Regions from separate parts of the Homo sapiens genome. Here region 2 is linked to region 1. Evidence: read pairs that join two places in POLR2A ChIA-PET (ENCODE). Cell type or tissue: endothelial cell of umbilical vein. All regions are shown on one strand. Each heading gives the region's core, and the rest is flanking DNA. Links, peaks and the distances in the headings are about the cores only. Region 1 overlaps PTPRK (protein tyrosine phosphatase receptor type K). Region 2 overlaps PTPRK (protein tyrosine phosphatase receptor type K).

Region 1 (9,772 bases), core at 856-8,855:
GGCTTCCAAGTAGCTGGGATTACAGGTGCGCCACCATGCCCAGCTAATTTTTGTATTTTTAGTCAAGATGGGGTTTTACCATGTTGCCCAGGCTGGTCACGAACTCCTGAGCTGAAGTGATATTCCTGTTTTAGCCTTCTAAAATGCTGGGATTACAGGTGTGAGCCACCATGCCCGGCCCCTGGAGTATATTTCTGATCAATATTTACTTGATTATTATTTAATATTCCAGACACATCAAAACAACAGTACTATACAAGCTTTTTAAAAGAATGCTCAGATGACTTTGAAAAAAAATATTTTCATAAGAGACTAAAAGTAAGACTAGTTTTGGTTATGAATATTTTGTATAAGAATATTTAAAGATAAACATACTCTTCAAGGAACCAAACATGCTATATGCAAATCATTTTTAGCATAATGTTATGTTGATACAGGAAATACTATTCCCTCTGACATTACTAGTAGCAGTCTCTTGCTTTATAATTCTCTTTTTCATCTAAGTGTAATTTAAGATCTTTGTAGTAAGGAGCTCATTTATAGGACAGTCAAATTTAATGAATGGGAGTTGGTAGGTAGAATGCATTAAATATAACTGGTGTTCTTTTTATTATCTTTTGTGCTCATATTTAAGAACAGAGATTCTTGTCAGTTTTCTCAAGAGAAAAATTATGATGTAATAGACAGTGTACACTATTCATGTCAAAACACAATTTTACTTGCATTTTATAGCTTGCTTTAGCATTCTTTTAGAAAATGAATTTTCCCAGAAGACCTAATTGCCTTCTTATTAATGAGCCTGTAAGTGTTTTTTGTTATCCATTTACTATTCTAAATGTGTCTACTTGTGCTAGCTGTTTCAACAGTGTTGTCTCTGATTAAATCACAACTGCTATATTTGTTTTTGCCATTCACTAGTGATTCAGAAAATATTGGCATAATGACGTGGTTATGGCAGAGACTAATAAAAAACAAGAAGTAAAAATTAATGTTCACCCATTACAGTTGGCTGTATCATGAGATCAGAAGCTGGAGTTTGGGATAATAGCAACGTTCTCTATATTTTTGATACTGTAAATAAAAGTCTGCATAACCTATATTGTCTTAAATATAAAATATATAATTTATTGAATTAATGAACTGTAAATCAGTGTATTTCCATATGTACTTAATTTAGACACTAATGTTTAAAGAAAGATTTAATAGGAGACTGATCACTGTTAGAGGAGAAGTAGTGGTGGAGAGACTCTGAGAGGGCACTTTCGTATATCTTCAAGAACTTCACAGTTACTTTTTCTAGTTTGACTCCAAATTCTGGAACTTGTCTTTTTTACTAGTACTGCTTTTATTCTTATGAGCAATAATTAGGTTCATTTATTTTCTTATATGTTGGAGAAGAGAGCTTTTCCTAAAGCAATTGCAAAAATAACAATATGAGCTGTAATTTACTGAGAGCCCATGACCTGCTAGGGCCTGTGATCAGTGTTTTACATAATTTTAAATCCTCACAATATCCTTTAAGATGAGGATCATCTCCATTTTACAAACTAAGGCCTCGAGGGGTTAAGTAATAACTTGTCCCAAGTGGCTATATGAGTCACTGGTAGAGTCAAGATTCGTTAATGAATGTACACAAATGTTTAAAGATTAGACATTTCTTTGGTTGCATCTTGGCAGAAAATGTAACCCAGACTGGTTGCAACAAAAGGTGAATTTATTTGTCTCTCCTAACTACAGTTCAGGTGGAGCTTGATTTAGAAGTTGACGTAATTCCACTGAGACATGATGTTTCTCTGCCTGCTTAGTTTAGTTCTAGGGTATTCCAGGAGCTTCTTAGGCTCCATATAGAGGCACGATGGCTGTGGCAGCTCCCACCGAACAAGATCCCAGGTTCAAGTCCCTTAAGGAAATGTGAATTATCTGCTGGTTGCACCTGATAAGGCTCTAAGGTTTACAGTGCTTGAATCCACTGATCTTGTTTCCAACCATTGAATCTAAGGCTCTGACTGAGGGGAAGTTAGTGTGCTGATTGGCTTGGCCCAGGGTTTGTAATCTTTCTAATGGGGAAGAAAGAAGATGGGAGATGATGGGGAAGAGACAGTAGGATCAGATTGTTCTCTGTTGTGGACCACTAGGTGATCTCTAAGTGGGAAAGCGTGGAAGAGAAAGAGAGGAAAGAGGCAATTTGTGTCTGGCAGGCTTGTATACATTTACAGATCACCTGTTTTTAATCTGAGAGTGTTTATTTATTGGCTTTCCCTTTAAGGACTACTTTAAAGCATGAATTTATATTATTTCCATTATTTTATTTTCCTTGTCTCAGTATTGAATTAGTCTAACATTAAAAATTTGTAGAATTTGGTGTTAAAAAAGATCTTAGAAATTAATGACCCCTTCATTTGACGTAAGTTGCCCAAAGTCATACAGGTAGGAAGAACTTGAGCTCAAATTAAAGATTTTAATGTATAGGTTAGTGTTCTTACTATATATGTATCATATATTAATGTATACTATATATATATCATTTTCCTTAACAGTAATCTATATAATTATTATTTAAGATTAAAAAATTTTTGGCTTGTATTCCAAATTTCTGAAACAATATTTCCAAATATAAACCTGACTTAGTGATTGGATTTGATTAGAATAGTAGTCTGCATATAAGGTGATAATATGTCTGTGAATGCAAGAGACTATCTTAGATAACTGCTTGGTTTTCAGATATCATGACAGAATTTATACATGTATGCATGTATAGGTGTTTGCATGTATGCATTTATTTATTTTTAATAGAAAGCAAAGGGTAAAGTAAGCTGTGGTAAATGATATTGACACAGACAAAACCTACTAACTCTACTATTTTTGAAAACCTCAAGAGATGATGGTGATTTTATTTTTAATTTTGATCCTCTAACCTCTGCTGCCTAAATTTATTATGTATATCTGAGCAACATGGGATATTAGGAAGAGTTGCTATAAGAAATATCTTGGGGTACTGAATAATGAATAAAATGTAGAGAAGTAGCAGCTGTTTGCCTAGCTACCTCCTCTCCTAATGAGAGATTTACCCAGGCTGTCTTAATCACATGTTAGTGCTAGTGGATTTGACTGAGGACCATGGCTGTGCCAGTTGAGGCCAGGGGATAGTCTCCAGGCACTTTAATGGTCCGTAATGGACCTTCAATGGCCAGGGCAGCTGGCCTGGCACATAGGGGTGTAGACAGTGGTTGAGGAGGAAGGTTTACTGACTTCATCATGCTTCCCTTTGTCACTGGAGGCTTGTTTTCGTACACTTTTGTCTATTATCATAAATAACTTATGATAATAACTTATGACTCTTTTTCTGTCTTATTTATGTCCTTATGTGATGACTGTCAGTCCTAAATGATGAAGTTTGTAATAATTTGCCCTAACCACCTGGTCAGTTGGAGCAGATTGCTATCTGGTGTTGACTCATTATGCCCCTTTATCTAAACCAACACTTAAATGCTCAGGAAATATATGAATGAGGTGAAGGGGCTGGCAGCAACCTACCTCAGAACCAATGCCTTTGGAGATCTATGCAGGAGGCTGTTTAATGCACAGAGCACTGGCCTTGCTACAGGAGGACTTATGTTCCAGTCTTAAGCTCTGTCACTTTCTGAAATTTGGGAGCAGTCCTTTCTGCTTGATCTTTCATTTCTTTATCACCAAAATGAGAATATTACAATGAAGAATGACTTTAATGTCTTGTCTAGTCTACTGAACCAGACACTTTTAAGGTGAAATGAATAATATATGTGAAAGTAGTTTTATATTTGTAAACTACCATAAAAATGTAAATTTTGTTAGGAATAGAAACTTTGACAATAAGGAAAGTATTGCTGAAGGCACAAAAAGTGTGTATGCTGAAGAAGGGAAATGAAAACAATAAATAAATGCTTCATATATTTGCATGTTTAAGTGATACATTGCCTCTCAATGTTGGGGAAAGTGGTATAATAAAGAAGAATGAGCATGGTTCTTGTGAATAATGGGTGATTCTGCAATCATGTATCATAAAGAGCAGTCCCCCCAACTTTTTTCACATATATGTATTTCCTATGTATGTATAAATAAACTTTAATGCTACCAGGTAGTTCACTAGCCCTCCCATATCTCTGGGGGATACATTCCAAGGTGCCCGGTAGACGTCTGAAACTCGTATGGAACCCACCCTTAAATATACTATACCATGTTGTTTCAATCTGATAATGGAAATGGCTACTGAGTGACTAACAGGCAAGTGGGCTGTACAATATGGACACACTAGACAAAGGGATGATTCATGTCCCGGGTAGGACGGAGTGAGACAGCATGTGATTTCATCACGCCACTCAGAAGGGTGTGTAATTTAAAAGCTGTTTATTTATGAAATTTTTTCGTTTTCTTTTCTTTTCTTTTCTTTTTTTTTTTTGAGATGGAGTTTCGCACTTATTGCTCAGGCTGGAGTGCAGTGGCATGATCTTGGCTCACCGCAACCTCCGCCTCCTGGGTTCAAGCGATTCTCCTGCCTCAGCATCCCAAGTAGCTGGGATTACAGGCACCTGCCTCCACCATGCCCGGCTATTTTTTTGTGTTTTTAGTAGAGGCGGGATTTTGCCATGTTGGCCAGGCTGGTCTTGAACTCCTGACCTCAGGTGACCTGCCGCCTCAGCCTCCCAAAGTGCGGGATTACAGGTGTGAGCCACAGAGCCCTGCTTGAAATTTTTCATTTAATATTTTTGGACCACAGTTGGCCAAGGGCAACTGAAACCACAGAAAGTGAAACTGTGGGTAAGGGGGTCCTACTGTATTTGTATTTCCTCCAGATATTCAATATAGATTATGTGATTATAAAATAAGTTATTAAAGAAATGTAAATGTGTTTTAAGTACTTATATATATCATATATAGAAAGTTGTGTGTATACTTTTTTCCTTTTAAAAATTTTCGTGATAAGCTAGAACATGCTCTTGCCATCTAAGCTGTTCTGCCTGGTTTTTAAGAGCATGATCCTGATGAGGTTTATATCCTTTCATTTATTCTTTCACTCCATGAATCTTTGAGCACCTTACTATGTGCCCATGCTGTGCCAGGTTTTGGGTATGCTGGCAAGTAAGCCAGCAGTGACTTGTCCCAGTGCCTGTGCAGCATTTATAATGTTAATGACTATTAAGGCATGGTAATATTTGCATCGCTGCCCACATCTAGTGATTCACAAGTGAAGCTTGGGGCTTTGTTGGTAACTGACCATATATTTTATAACTGACCATACTCCTGAGATGTGGCAAGTGTCAAAGCTCTGTCTGTCTTACAGTTTGCTGATTCACTTCAGAACTTGCCTAGGATAATTCCAGTCTATCAGTAGTCTTTCCATAGTCTCAAAACTACCCAAACAAGTAAAAGCCTACCGAAAAAGAATTACAAACACATTGCCACAATGATAGTAAAATTCCGCCAAGTGGAATTTCCCAAAACTTGAGTAATCCGAAATGTAAACAAAGTCAGGCAGAGGAGAGAGCACATTTGTTTTCTGGAGGTTTGCTGTCACTAACTCTCCCTCTGGAAGCAGGATCAAGAAGATTGGTGGACAGCCTCTTAGACTACAGTGTATGTCAATGTGCATTTACAACCTGAATATTCACATGCATAATCCCTGGTTGTTTGGCTGCAGAATCCTGTTTGCTCTGACCTGCAGCTGCTTATGAACTGCCTCTCTTGCCTGGACTTTGATCAGCCCTCTCTCTGCTATTGCTTCTGTAGCCCATTGCCCTGTCTAGTGGGCAGCCACAAGAGAGGGAGACCAGTGGCTGGCAGAGTCCTATCAGCCAGGAATGAGGGTGGGCTGTGACCATCACCTAATTGCCCTGGCACCTGCATCCCATAAGGCACTGTTTGGTCATTCATTATGAAGGGGACAACAGTAGTTATTTAAGTACACTCACGGTCTTACCAGGAAATGGGGATTTTGAACTTCTGTCTTAAAAGAGGCCCACATGGCCTCTAGAGTGGGCCTCTAGTGTGAATTAAGGAGAGAAAAGCAATTTTGGAGAAGTGTAAATTTTTCCTAAGCCAAATTAAAGTTACTAGATTACATATACCCAAGGTTCAAAAATAGAAATTTAAAAAACTGTTTTTTGTTAGTTGAGTCACTGATATTTTATGCCCATTTTGTGTTTAAGCAAAAGAATACTTATCAAATGCTGATCTCCACACATAGTATAGAGCATAGTGTTTAAGAGTGCGGACATTGGAACTTGACTGCTTGAGTGGGAATATACATTCCAACATGTTTTTACTACATGATCTGACCACTTTCCTTCAGTTTCCACATATTCAAAATGGGAAAGTACCCATTCCAGATGTAGGTTTTGAGAAATATTGAGTTACAGTGCTTAAATGAGTGCCTGGCACACTAATAAAATTTGTCCATTTTAGTTATTATTGTTAATGAAATTGCCAGTGTTTGCAGAATATCTAATCTCATGCTGTTATCTCTTAAAATCTCTAACTACATTATCTTTTACTTTAAAATAAAACCACCAGAGAATAAATAATAGGATGCCTGAAGTAAATCAGCTCAATATGCTGATTAACAAAGACCACAAGCATCACTTTATAGAATATAATCCAGTGTTTATGAAAACAAGAAGCAAACTTATTCTTTTTTTATGTTAGAGGTTACAGTGACTTATAATAATTTTTTTTTTTTTTTTTTTTTTTGAGACAGAGTTTTACTCTGTCAACCAGACTGGAATGCAGTGGTGTGAACATAGCTCTCTGTGGCCTCAACCTCCTGGGCTCAAGCAAAACTCCTGCCTCAGCCTTCAGAGTTGCTGGGACCACAGGTGTGCGCCACCATACCTGGCTAATTTTTAAAAATTTTTTTGTAGAGATCAGGGTCTTGCCATGTATAAAAACCTACCCAACATCTTTGGAAAATGCATTTAAAATTCTCTAGGTAGGTTGAGGGAGGTGGGAAGTTTTTGGCCTACAAAGAATTGCTTACCTTCTAGAACGATTTAATCTCAGATGATAAAATATGAAAATTCTAAATTGGGAATAAGGTTAAAATAAGAATTGACCAGAAAGTGGAGGAATGAAATCTCTGCCACTCCAAGCAGTGCCCATCCCAGTAAGTATTATGTCCTATCTGGGAGTAGCACTCAGATTTAGAATGAGAGAATTAGAATTAATCAACAAGATAAGAGGGATCTCTTTAATGCCTAAGAATGTTGGTATATTGTTTCCCCAATGGTTATAGAATGAGAAAGGAATATCACTATTGCTTCTGTTTGCATTTGACACATATGCTAAACAAATGCACTGGCTTTTAGAACGTGTTTATGAATTCTATATAACATTTTTCTTTTTCTTTTTGGAGGTTGCCTAGCTATTTAATTTTCCTTAGTTCACAAAACAATGAGGTAGTTTCAAATCTATTTGAACCCCAAGACTTTTTCAAGCTGCTGTTCTCTGGGTAAAGCCACTTAGTCCTGGCACATGGTGGAAAGGTCTGGCTAAAGTTTTGACAATTATTAGCTCATTTGCAGAGTTGCTCTTTGACCTGTCAACACAGAGGAAAGCTTTTCTAAGCTGTGAGAAGGATTTTATGTTAGACTCGAGCTTTAGATTTCTTTTATTTTTCCAACTTTTTAACACTATCTTTTCTAGCTTTAATTGACACAAACTTCTCTTTTCCTTGTGTAACACTTGTGCACTCCAGATGTTAGAAATCCCTGTTAACTTTCTTACCGGAGAAGCTCTTTGCACTGCAGGCTTGAATGTCACTGAGATAATGTCCTTACAATATTTGCAACTTTGTGTTCTGACTGGATGCTCCTACTAACCTAGGTCTTCTTTGTGATTGCGGTGGCAGCAGCTGTCTTCATAAACTCATCTTCATTTATTTTTTATTTTATGTGTGTATTTATTTTTTTTGAGACAGAGTTTCGCTCTTGTTGCCCAGGCTGGAGTGCAATGGCACGATCTCAGCTCACTGCAACCTCCGCCTCCCAGGTTCAAGCGATTCTCCTGCCTCAGCCTCCTGAGTAGCTGGGATAGCAGGCATGTGCCACCACGCATGGCTAATTTTCTATTTTTAGTAGAGATGGGGTTTCTTCCTGTTGGTCAGGCCTGTAGTCCCAGCTACTCAAGAGGCTGAGGCAGGAGAATCGCATGAACCCGGGAGGCAGAAGTTGCAGCGAGCCGAGATTTCGCCACTGCACTCCAGCCTGGTGACAGAGTGAGACTCCGTCTCAAAAAAAAAAAAAAACAAGTAAATTTCTTAAGTTGTTATCATTTTGGTATACTGTTTGACCAGATTCAGTCTCAATAAAAGGAGCATTAACAAAACTTCAAAACTTCTATGGCACATCTAAATTTAAATATGAAACAGTTCTAAAAGCAGGGATGTATACTTGCTTGTCCTGGACCCCAGAATCGTGACTCACTTATTATTTGGAAAGCAGACTGCTACATATTTTGGTCACAATAATACCTAAAGGATACTGAATCAGAAAATGAGTAACTGAAAATGGGAGATCTCTATAATGAAAACACTAGATAGTAGTATACTTAAATATGATAGTGTACATGAGAAACCATAAATTTTAACCAGTGTGATTCAGGCTCTGGCTTTCAATCTATTTGCACTAGGGTATCGGACAAACCCACAACCAGGAAAGGTGAGCGCAGATATTGCCAGAAGAACCCAGGTGCTCTGATTGCTTACTCCTTAGGCAACGTTTCAGATTTTGCAAGGTACATTGTGCCCTTTCCCGGCTAATTCTTATCAGGAATGCACATCCCAGTTGAAGCCTGCTAATTGCTCTGAGGGCTGTTGTTTTTACCTTTAATTTAGGTTCAGGAGTCTGTAGGGCAATCCTTTGAAGTTCTTAGTTACTTACTGTTCACTGAAGTATCCACTTGAGATCTTTCCTGGACTCTCTCCACAGTTTGTTCACAATTTGGCACACCATTGGCTGAAAGTACTCTATCCTTGCTCCTTGCTCATTGACAGTTATACTACAGGCTGCTTCCAGTTGCCAACACATTTTAGAAAAGCATATAATTTTATTAAGAGTTTTTCCTGTTGCTTTCACATGTAGTCAAGTAAAGGGCAGGGGACAGAGAAGGGGCAGGATGTCATGTCAGCATTTACCTTTCCAGAGGCTAATGCTTTGAAAGAATAAGAGGGGTCCTTTTAGGTCAAGACTCTTATTGTTCTTGTCACCTGATTTGTTGGCATTGCAGTTACATCACGTGTTGTCTTTTATGTGAGCAATGACAAAAAGGATATATCTATTCTGTACATTTTTATCAAATATGATATCCTTCAAAGCTTGTTAAAACAGGTGATATCAGTCTGTGTTCTTAATATGGTCTTGTTGGCAACACCTTATTGGGGCGGGAACCATTGATTTGTGCATTTCCAGGATTGATTACTATCCCTAATAAAGTTAGTCTGGTAGGCAAAATAGCAAGACCTTATCTCTACACACACACACACACACACACACACACACACACACACACACAATAATAACCAGGCATAGTGGTGCATGCTTTTAGTCCCAGCTATTTTGGAGGCTGAGGCTGGAGGATTGCTTGAGCTCAGTAGTTAAAGGCTGCAGTGAGTGGTGATTGGGCACTGCACTCTAGCTTGGGCAACAGAGCAAGACCTTGTCTCTAAAACAAAATACATAAAGTTAGGCTGGTGAGCTAGGGTCTCTTCATTTAACAAAATATGTATGACAGAGTTTATCTGATT
Region 2 (9,772 bases), core at 651-8,650, 120 kb after region 1:
TCTTTTCTCCTAGGTGGCTGTACTTTTGATGATGGTCCAGGGGCCTGTGATTACCACCAGGATCTGTATGATGACTTTGAATGGGTGCATGTTAGTGCTCAAGAGCCTCATTATCTACCACCCGAGATGCCCCAAGGTGAGAGTCACTCTGTTTAGTCAGTGTTGGGGGAATAGTTTTGCAGTATCTATGATTTTCTTATTTAAAGTGTAACAACAATAATTTAATGGTTATAATAAGCTAAATTATTGTGCTACTGGATCACTTCTAAGAGCCTTATTCTTTGCCTTTCCCTTAATAACTTTCTGTAATTCTGTATTCCTTGTTGTCTTTGAAAAAAAAAAGATAAGTATTAGTGTTTTTTTCTATTTAATAAAAACCCAAGTGACAAACCAAAAATCAAAAAATAAAAGAAAAAACAGAATAAACAAAAAAAAATCCTTTCCAAAAAATTCTCAAATGTGGGATCAGCTCTTTTCGTAGTTATTCAATTAAATTGTATATGTTGGATCCAATCAGACTGAAGGGAAAGAATTTTATTACATTGTAAGGAGAGAGGTTGTGTCTTTCTCCCAGTGGTCATGAGCATGCCAGTGACTCTGAGGGGAGGCAGTGTGGAGACAAAAGTATCAAATGGAGATCTTTTATGTGGGAATTATAGAGAAATAGGGCCAGATCTGTTCTTTTGTTGTTGTTGTTGTTTTTTGATATGGAGTCTCACTCTGTCACCCAGGCTGGAATGCAGTGGCCTGATCTCTGCTCACTGCGATCTCTGCCTCCCAGGTTCAAGTGATTCCCCTGCCTTAGCCTCCTGAGTAGCTGGGACTACAGGCGTGCACTGCCACGCCCAGCTAATTTTTGTATTTTTAGTGGAGGCGGGGTTTCACTGTGTTGGTCAGGCTGGTCTCGAACTCCTGACCTCGTGATCCGCCCGCCTCGGCCTCCCAAACTGCTGGGATTACAAGCGTGAGCCACCGCGCCCAGCATCTTTTCGTTTTTTACCTTACTTTGTTATATCCTTTGATTTTGGGTTTTGGGAGATAATATAATTTATAATTGTTTAAAACAGTGTGCATTATGTTTCATCTTAGGAAAAACACATTAACATAGGATGTCAATATTTACATACCATTTCATACAATATTGGACTAATAGTTGTGCTTTCAATTCTGCATATTAATCTGGAGCAAATTCCAAGTTCTGTGCGTATATGCTTAGCAATAACATTAAATTGTGACATTAAAATGTAAACAGGAATTTAAAAATACAACATGAAAGAGAACAAACTCTTTTCCTTCCAATATTTAGAAAGAAACAAAAATAGTACATAATTATATATTATATATAGTTATGTATATATAATATATTATCATTATGCTATTATAATATATAATATAATTAATGTGCTGATTGCTTAGTACTAATAATTTAGGTTTCAAAGTATATTTAGTATTTTTATTATGATTAAAAATGGTTTAGAATTAATTTTTCTACAAAAAGAGTAAGTCCTTCTTGAGTGTGAATTTTAGATATGACAATTTTAGACATAGCCATTAGAAATGAAAATGTTAATTCTGCTTATTGAAGAGAGAAAATTCTATCAGCAGCATCCCTGAACTTGCTGATCAATGTGATTTAAAAAAAAAAGTGAAAACATCAACAATAAACAATTTATCACAAGCACACAAAGTAAATAAAACCTAAAAGTTACATTTCTAAATGTAATTTTTAGTTTGTAAATGAATATGGTAAATATTTCCTTGAAAAATTTTGTGTTGGTTCCCCCGTGATGTGTACTTTTATAATAGAATGAATTAAATTTGCTTTTTACTCTGAATTGTCACTCTCCGTGATTGAGTAGGAAATGGTTATTTTTGAGGCTGAACTGAGCCATAATTTCCTTTGCAGAGGGAAAACTGGAACTGTGTGGTTGACACTCTTTGTTTCTTATATTTGACCCCTACTTTGTCAGCAGACTCATTTAATTTTGTGCGTAGATTTGTATTTTTTCTTTCAAAGGTATGTAACCTTATTTTCCTGGTGCATTTTAATTAAACTACTGTAATTTTTCACCTGAATTTTCTCTGTGGTATATTTAGACTAAACTTTTCATATAAAATTAAAGGATGTGGGTGGGCTGGGATGCACACATTTTGAATGTTTATCATCATAGAATAATAAGAAAGATGTTGATTTATGGAAATGTTACCATTGCTAATTACCATTGATGGTGGGTAATGAATAGTTGAAGAATTACTGCTCAGATGACCTTGTTGGCTCACCTTTGATGAACAGCTTAATCGGTGGTTACAGTACAGGATGATATGCACAGAAAATGAAAGCATTTGAAATTCAGCCATATCTTCCAATTAATAGGACATTAAGTAATTAATCATGCAGAGGAGGGAAAAAGGTCACGGCCACTTTGCCGAATGAAACAGTGTTTAGTCTTCAGAGAGGTGAGAGAAAGCACTCATGTATGTTATTCTTTTAGTCATCTCTTTTTATAATAGATACTATTTTTTTCATTTTCCTTCTGATATTCCTTTAAAGTGCTGACTGAATATTCCTTGCTCATAAATTGGTGTAAAGGAGACATTTAGATTTTTCATGCTAAAATGTTATGATCTTTTTATTGTCACATAAATTAGCAAGCATGCTTATTTTCTTTATGTACTTTAAAAACACAAACAAAAACAAAACAAACAAAAAACCCCAAATGTTTGGGAACTCTATAAAAGCTGGCTCTCCAAACCTAACTTGTTATTGAACTGTGTGATACTTGGTGCTATTAACTGGCTTCTGTTTATTAACTTTTTGGACTGAAAGCCAAGAGTGAGAGAAAAAAGGATGAATAAATAGATTAGAATGAAAGAAGACTGAAGATAGATAGTAGAGAATAATAAAAAAAATTGTTTCTATTCATGAGGAGATACAGTACCATCAATCATTGCTTAAAATGTTCTGTAGCAGTTCCTACTTACTACTTACTACACAGTTCCACATACTAGTTTGGTCAGATTACAATGATGATGACTGAAAGGTCTGCCAAATAGAATAAAAAATAGCATGCAGAAGAATGAGTACTTCATAAGACAGTTCTAGTGTCCCCAAATCATATGAAATTATGAACACCTACTTAACTCAGTCATCAAAGAAATGCATATTTAAAACACAGTGAGAAACTACTGTACAATCAGTGGAAAAATGAAAATTTTAATTCCAAGTGTTGGTAAGAATGTAGAATAAGTAAAACCCTCTAATACTACTGTTGGAGCATAAATCTGTACAACCTTGTGACCAGCAAATCCATTCTTGGGTATAAGCCCAGCAGGACTGAGTATGCATGTTCACCAAAAGACATGTGCAAGAATGTTGATAGCATCAGCATTCATAATAGTTCCAAGCTAAAAACAACCCAAATGTCTGTCAGCAGTGCAATGTATAAATAAATGGTGGCATATTCATAAAGTGAAATATTGTACTGCAAATAAATGAAAGAACCATTGCTTTATACAATAACATGAATGAATTTCGCAAACACAATCTTAAGGGAGAGAAACCAGATGCAAGAGAGTATGTATTATATACATTTATATAAATTATGTAAGTTTCAGAAACAGGCAAAACTAATCAATGATATTAGAAATCAGCATATTATTTACTTGAAGGAGGGTTTGGGTAATGATGGTTAGTGCTTGTCAGGTGGCATGAAGGAGTCTTCCAGATGCTGGTGATGATATTCTATTTCTTAATCTGGATGGCGTTTTACAGTTTGAGGTGTGCTGAAATCTGTAAAAAGTCATTGAGCTGTGTGCAATGATGAGTTGTGTACTTTTCTTTATGTATCTGATATGTCAATGTAAATTGAAAAAAATAAAAACCAATGCACACAAGGCTGGGAAACTAAAATAATAAATAAAATGTCATGGATTAGAACAAAAGATATAAAATAGATATCCTCAAATGGGTCCAAACTTCTAGTTTTCTTACCATACTGGATTCTCTCCTCCCTACTAAATAAATACTGTGTTCGCTGATATCTTTGTGTGGGCCTTGTATTGTTCTTTTCCCTCTGCTGAAATATTTCTTTGTCTGCTTATCCATTCGTTAATCTCTTACCCATTTTTACTGTGTCTTCTCACGTTCTACCTGCTTTGAGAAGATTTTCCTGACTGGCTTGAAACTCTGTTTCTTCTATCCTCATATCAGAAGATGCGGCCCACTGTACTATGTACTACTTAAATTGTAGCTATTTTTATAGTATATTTCTTATATGTCCTTCTGTCCATTAGACTATAAGGTCCTTATGAACAGCCGGGCGTGGTGGCTCACGCCTGTAATCCCAGCACTTTGGAAGACCGAGGCGGGCGGATCACGAGGTTAGGAGTTCGAGACCAGCCTGAGCAACATGGTGAAACCCCGTCTCTACTAAAAATAGAAAAATTAGTCAGGCATGGTGGCAGCTGCCTGTAATCCCAGCTACTCAGGAGGCTGAGGAAGGAGAATTGCTTGAACTGGGAGGCGGAGGTTGCAGTGAGCCGAGATCAGGCCACTGCACTGCAGCCTGGGTAACAGAGTGAGACTCTGTCTTAAAAAAAAAAAAAAAAAAAAGTCCTTATGAACATAGACCATATTTTTTTGTGTTTTATTTCTCAAAAAAAATTATTTTTCTTAGACAAAAATGTCAACTTCTGTAATGTAAGTTTTAAAATATTTTTGTCAAGAATTAAACAAGATGTTTTTCCTCTTGTTAGAAAATTAATTGAATTCAAAAATACCCCATTTACCAAACATTATATTGAGTTGAGATTTTTATGTAATTAGACCCTTACATAATTATTAAGATTTGACCTTAGTCTTTATAAATATTACCTATCTATATTGGATACACTTAAATGTTGTTAATTCTATCAAAAAAGTGTTCTCTTTTCATATTTCTTTCTCTCTTTTTGTTTTTGACTTTTGCTTGTCAAATTCCGATCTTCTGTCCCTCAAAAGTCTATTGTATATATATTTTCAGAACCCATAGAGAATAAGAGCTGTTGCATAGAACTAGAAATCATTCTTTGATCTCAAAGACATGTGTGTTCTTGACATTGTTTGTCAATTTTTTTATGCTTATGACCTCATGAAATAAATTTATTTGACCATTTTACTATATGTTCTCTCCTAGATCTGAGAGTAGGGATTGTGACTGACATCTCAATACATTTATCTTTGACTGTAATTATAACTGCTTTTTATTTTTAACAGGTTTTTGCAAAATAGCTAATTGAATTTTAGTTTAGAGTCTCTAGAGAACTTATTTGATAGTATTTAAAATTATGACTGAATTGTATCCCACCTTCAGTCTAGTGTTTTCACTGATAATAATGAAAATAACTGTACAGAGTTCTTTATTTAAAATGCACACACTGTATATATAGTAAAAAATGAAAGCCCTTTGTTGTTAAATTACTCTGAAGATTGAAGTAAGGAACCACTCCTCCTCCCTTATAAAACTTAGTGAGGTCTGATTCAGTAGTTTAAGGCCATATGTCTCTAAGTGTTTTTCTGAGGAGCCACCTTGATGGAGCCAGGTGGTATACAGAAAGGGGTAGGGGTGAGAATGTAGGGGATTATAAAACAGATAATTCCAGGACCATTTTTCAATTATTTATTTGGAGAGATTTGGTGTGTTTTTTTATTCAGTGGGGAGCATGCATGGGTCACATGATTTTGTACCTGGCTTTCTTCTGATACTGTGATGAAGTGAAAATTAAATAAGACATGGGTGTCCATAATTTGATGCATACAATAAAAGTTATAGGTAACATGATTTCAGCTAAGTTTCCTAAGTAATGATATGAGTCTCTTAGTTTTATAAGAGAAGATTTAGTAATAATTTATTTAATTTAGTAATAATTTATTAAAATAATATTATATATGCCATGGAACACATTTTAATACATCTGAGAAAAAATTTCAAGGAAGTTATGTTGACTTAGGCTTTCTTTCTCTCTGGGAACAGTGATCAGTTACTAAAAGTAGTGGATCACTTTGACTAATATTTTCATCCCCCTATTATAGATGATTAATAAAAAAGCATAGTTTTTTACAAAGCCATAACTGTCAAAAATCTCACACAGCTGAATTAACAGAATTATTTGACAGTGTATCTTCCAGAGACAAAACATGGCAGAGATTGGTAGAATAAAGTTCTGTGCATGTAGTATTGGCAATGAATATTAGCTTGCAATATTATCGCTAGTTTTGTATTACGAGATTGAGAAAATCAGGCCAAAATGTTGGTTTACTTTCTTTTTGTCATCTACTTAGCATTGTCTGTTAACACAACCAAAGAGAGTGTGTGTGAACATGTGCAGTTGTCCTAAGGGGAACTGAGAGATTTGGTGGTAATGGGGAGAGGAAGGGCTTAACATGAGGCCATTAACGTAGATGGGAAAACCTCAAAAAGTACTGGATATAGGTGTTAGATTCTAAGGAGCGTGAAAACTTCAGATGTTTAAAGCTGGAAGGTTATGCGTCATTCAATGATTTTCAGATTTTTTTTTAAGTAATAGAATTCTTTTTTAAAAAAATAATATTTTCTATCACTTTAATATTTAAAATCAATGACAAGGAATGAATGGTCCTGGAACTTATCTGTTTTATAATCCCCTACATTCTCACCATCTACCCCTTTCTCTATACCACCCTGGCTCCATCAAGATGGCTTCTCTGAAAAACACGTAGAGACATATGGCTCCAAAGGGTAGTTTGAAAACAATGATGTTGCAGACTCAAGCACTTTTAGAAAAGCATCTCTGAGATGAAAGTACTTACTACTATTAGCTACCACTTACTGGTCACTTACTGAGTTTTACTATACCAGGGACATGACATGTATCTTCTAATCTTCACAAGAGCCTTATAAAATTGGTGATATTTCGGAGATAAGTGGAGTGAATATCTTAACAGCATATCTACCAGAGACAAAACATGGCAGAGAGTGATAGAATAATTGTCACCCAGGGACAGAATTGGAACTTAAATCTGTCTGTCTAATATAAAAGTTACTCTTGTTCCAGTACCACCGTGCTTCATCACTGCAGTTGAGTTGACAAATTTCCTTGACTTGGGCATGGGCATTTATTTAAATCCACTATATAATGAGCTATATAATTTATTTGATTTAATCCAGAATGATCTTCTACTACTTCATTTAAAATACTTCTTTCCACAATTTGAAAGCTTTAAATGACTGTTTCTTACCCTTTGTGGGAAATGGAATCTGAGACTCACTGTTGTTTGGAATTGCTGCCAAGCTTCAGGATTTTCTCTATGATATTCTCATCCCTTGGGGAGACGCTTTGCCCTTCCTTTGATTTATGTGTATGTTATTTTTAGTTATTTGATAAACACTTGCTGCGTGTCTGTTTAAGCAAACCTTTAGAAACACATATGTTATCTGCTGTCTCATTAGAGCATGTATGGTAAAAGAAAAAATCATGGACGAAAGGAATCAGACTAAAGTCTAGGGTTTGAAAATAATTTTAAGTCTTTGTTTGCAGTGAGGTATTTTAGGATGAGAATTATGGGCTTATTTCAATGTGCTCTTCCAAACCATGTTATCATCTGTCTATTGATGCTTTTGCCCTCTGCACAGAGAAGATAGTTTGCCACATTTGAGTTGCTTATTAAAAACAGTGGGAGTTGGAAGCAGTGCAAGGTGAGAGAGTGAAAGGCTGTAATGGACTACTTGAAGGGTAAGCCACTTAATGAAGGCTGGTTTTTAATGTAAGGACTGTTACCCTCGCAGACATAAATGCAACATGAAAAATGTCTAAATTACAGTGGACAGAAATGGCATGCTGAGACTGGAATTTTTTCCTGATATTTCAGGTACATAATGCATCTAAGTTAGATATGTCCTAATATATTTCAGGGGAAAAGAATAGCCTAGTATTAAAAAAAAGGAAATAAAAATGAATATAGGTGTCAGTGCTAGAGAACTTCCAACCTCCTAGATGAATTAAGATAGGAACACACAGCAATTTCAAAGACTATATAGTCACCTTTAACATATACCTTAAAATCAATACATAGTCCAAAGACTCAAAATTTCTTTTCCCTGGTAGGAGTGTGACCGAAAATACAGTTATGACCTTATACTTCTCCTCTCCAAAAATAAACTTGACTCAAGATAGGTAGGTACTATCTCAGTTTAAAAGCTTATTATCTTTCAAACACAAGAAGAATGCCAGGGAAATACATACACACACACACACACACACAACAAAAAAAACAAAAAAAAACAAAAAAAAACCGAGCAAACAAGAAAAGGTAGGTAACTAGGAATTATTAAAAATATATATGATATTAATTATCTCTTATAATTAATGTGAAAAATATGGAGTTATGATTATATATTAGATTATCATTACATATAAAAGATGCTTTAAAATCTTGGAAGAATGTTAGTTTTCCAACCTAGTTTCTGCCAAGAGTGGTATGTTGTAAAGACCTCTACTCCCTCACCAAAGAGGAAATTATTGGCTGAGATGTATTTTTCAATGAAAAGTGAACATTTTCTAAATTTAGAGCATATGACAACTTAGAAATGCTCACAGCATCATGAAGTCTCCACCTAGCCATGCTGATTAAAAAGACGCTGGCTTGCTTTTTCTAGGTTTATGAGAATAAAATTAAATAGGACAGTTTTACAAACTTCATCAAGCTGGTTATGTATTTCTGTATGTTCCTCCCACCTCAGTTATTTAAGAGTTGGAGATTAAATAGGAAAGTAGGGTGGCAATTTTGACTATTCAAAAGTTATGTTTTGAGTGTGTAATTTTTATCCATGTTAGGTCAGACTTACTGGATACTTAAAAAATAATTCTCTGACTCCTTCTGTCTGATCCCAAGCATTTAAAATATGTCATTTCACTTAATTCTCCCAAAATGCCTTTGGAATATGTATTTACATCATTCTGTAGGTGAAGGAACTGAAGTCAGGTGAACCTAAGTAAATTATCAAAGGTTTTATGTCTTGGGAAAGGCAAGGCTAGGAATCCAGGTATATAGAGATATAGGATAAGGATTTAACCTTTGAACTTTATAAAACAAGTATATGTAGAGATCTTTCTTTAGAGACTGCAGCAAAAAGCTTCAGGGCTGACTTGGAGGTGTGGCAGAAGTTGTATCTCTTATGCCTTTTCCAGTGCAAGTAATGGGAAGCACAACTACAAATGTGTTTAAACCATAAGGAAGGCTACTTTCGCATAACAAAAGGTCCAGAGTTGGCTCATTCAGTGGCTCAGTGATTTCATCAATAATTCAGATTTTTTCTTATGTCTTTGCCTCTCCATTCAGTAGGTCATCTTTTTACCTCAGGCTATCTCTCTTTAAAGGTCTAAAATCTATGGCTATTCCAGGTACAAAATTCAGACACAACAGTATCCTGAAGAAAAAGAGGTTCTTAGTTGTCTCCTCCTTATGTCTTATAAGTATCAATAAATAAACACAAAAAACTTTCCTGGGATACTCTTTGATATAGATATGTTAGCATAGATCTGTAAGTAGAGTTTCAAAGCTGTGGGATTTAGAAGAATGCACAAATAAAGCATTTATTAAAACAGCATTGTATTCTCTAATGCAAGCTTGTCTAACCTGTGGGCCACATGCTGCCCAGGATAGCTTTGCATATGGCCCAACACAAATTTGTAAACTTTCTTCAAAGATTATGAGATTTTTTGCTTTTTTTTTTTTGTAAGCTCATCAGCTGTCGTT

What was found. Peaks named below come from ENCODE experiments on the same cell type or tissue, not always from the same donor. Only the 100,000 strongest peaks of a DNase experiment are listed, where the experiment ranks them.
Region 2: POLR2A ChIA-PET joins it to region 1 with 10 read pairs; 2 of 35 experiments call an interaction of 5 or more read pairs at or near these places.

What each region holds. Positions count from the first base shown.
Region 1 is chr6:128,503,611-128,513,382 of GRCh38, reverse strand. All of the region lies in intron 1 of PTPRK (protein tyrosine phosphatase receptor type K), which reads left to right. Among named protein-coding and RNA genes, the nearest start is that of PTPRK, 12 kb to the left of the region's middle. In endothelial cell of umbilical vein, for the core only: no CTCF peak of the experiment used is centred there; DNase peaks (open chromatin) are centred at 3,432, 4,292 and 5,362; H3K27ac peaks cover 4,768 bases.
Region 2 is chr6:128,387,930-128,397,701 of GRCh38, reverse strand. It overlaps PTPRK (protein tyrosine phosphatase receptor type K), which reads left to right. Exons shown (of 30, transcript NM_002844.4): 2 at 14-136. Among named protein-coding and RNA genes, the nearest start is that of PTPRK, 130 kb to the left of the region's middle. In endothelial cell of umbilical vein, for the core only: no CTCF peak of the experiment used is centred there; no DNase peak of the experiment used is centred there.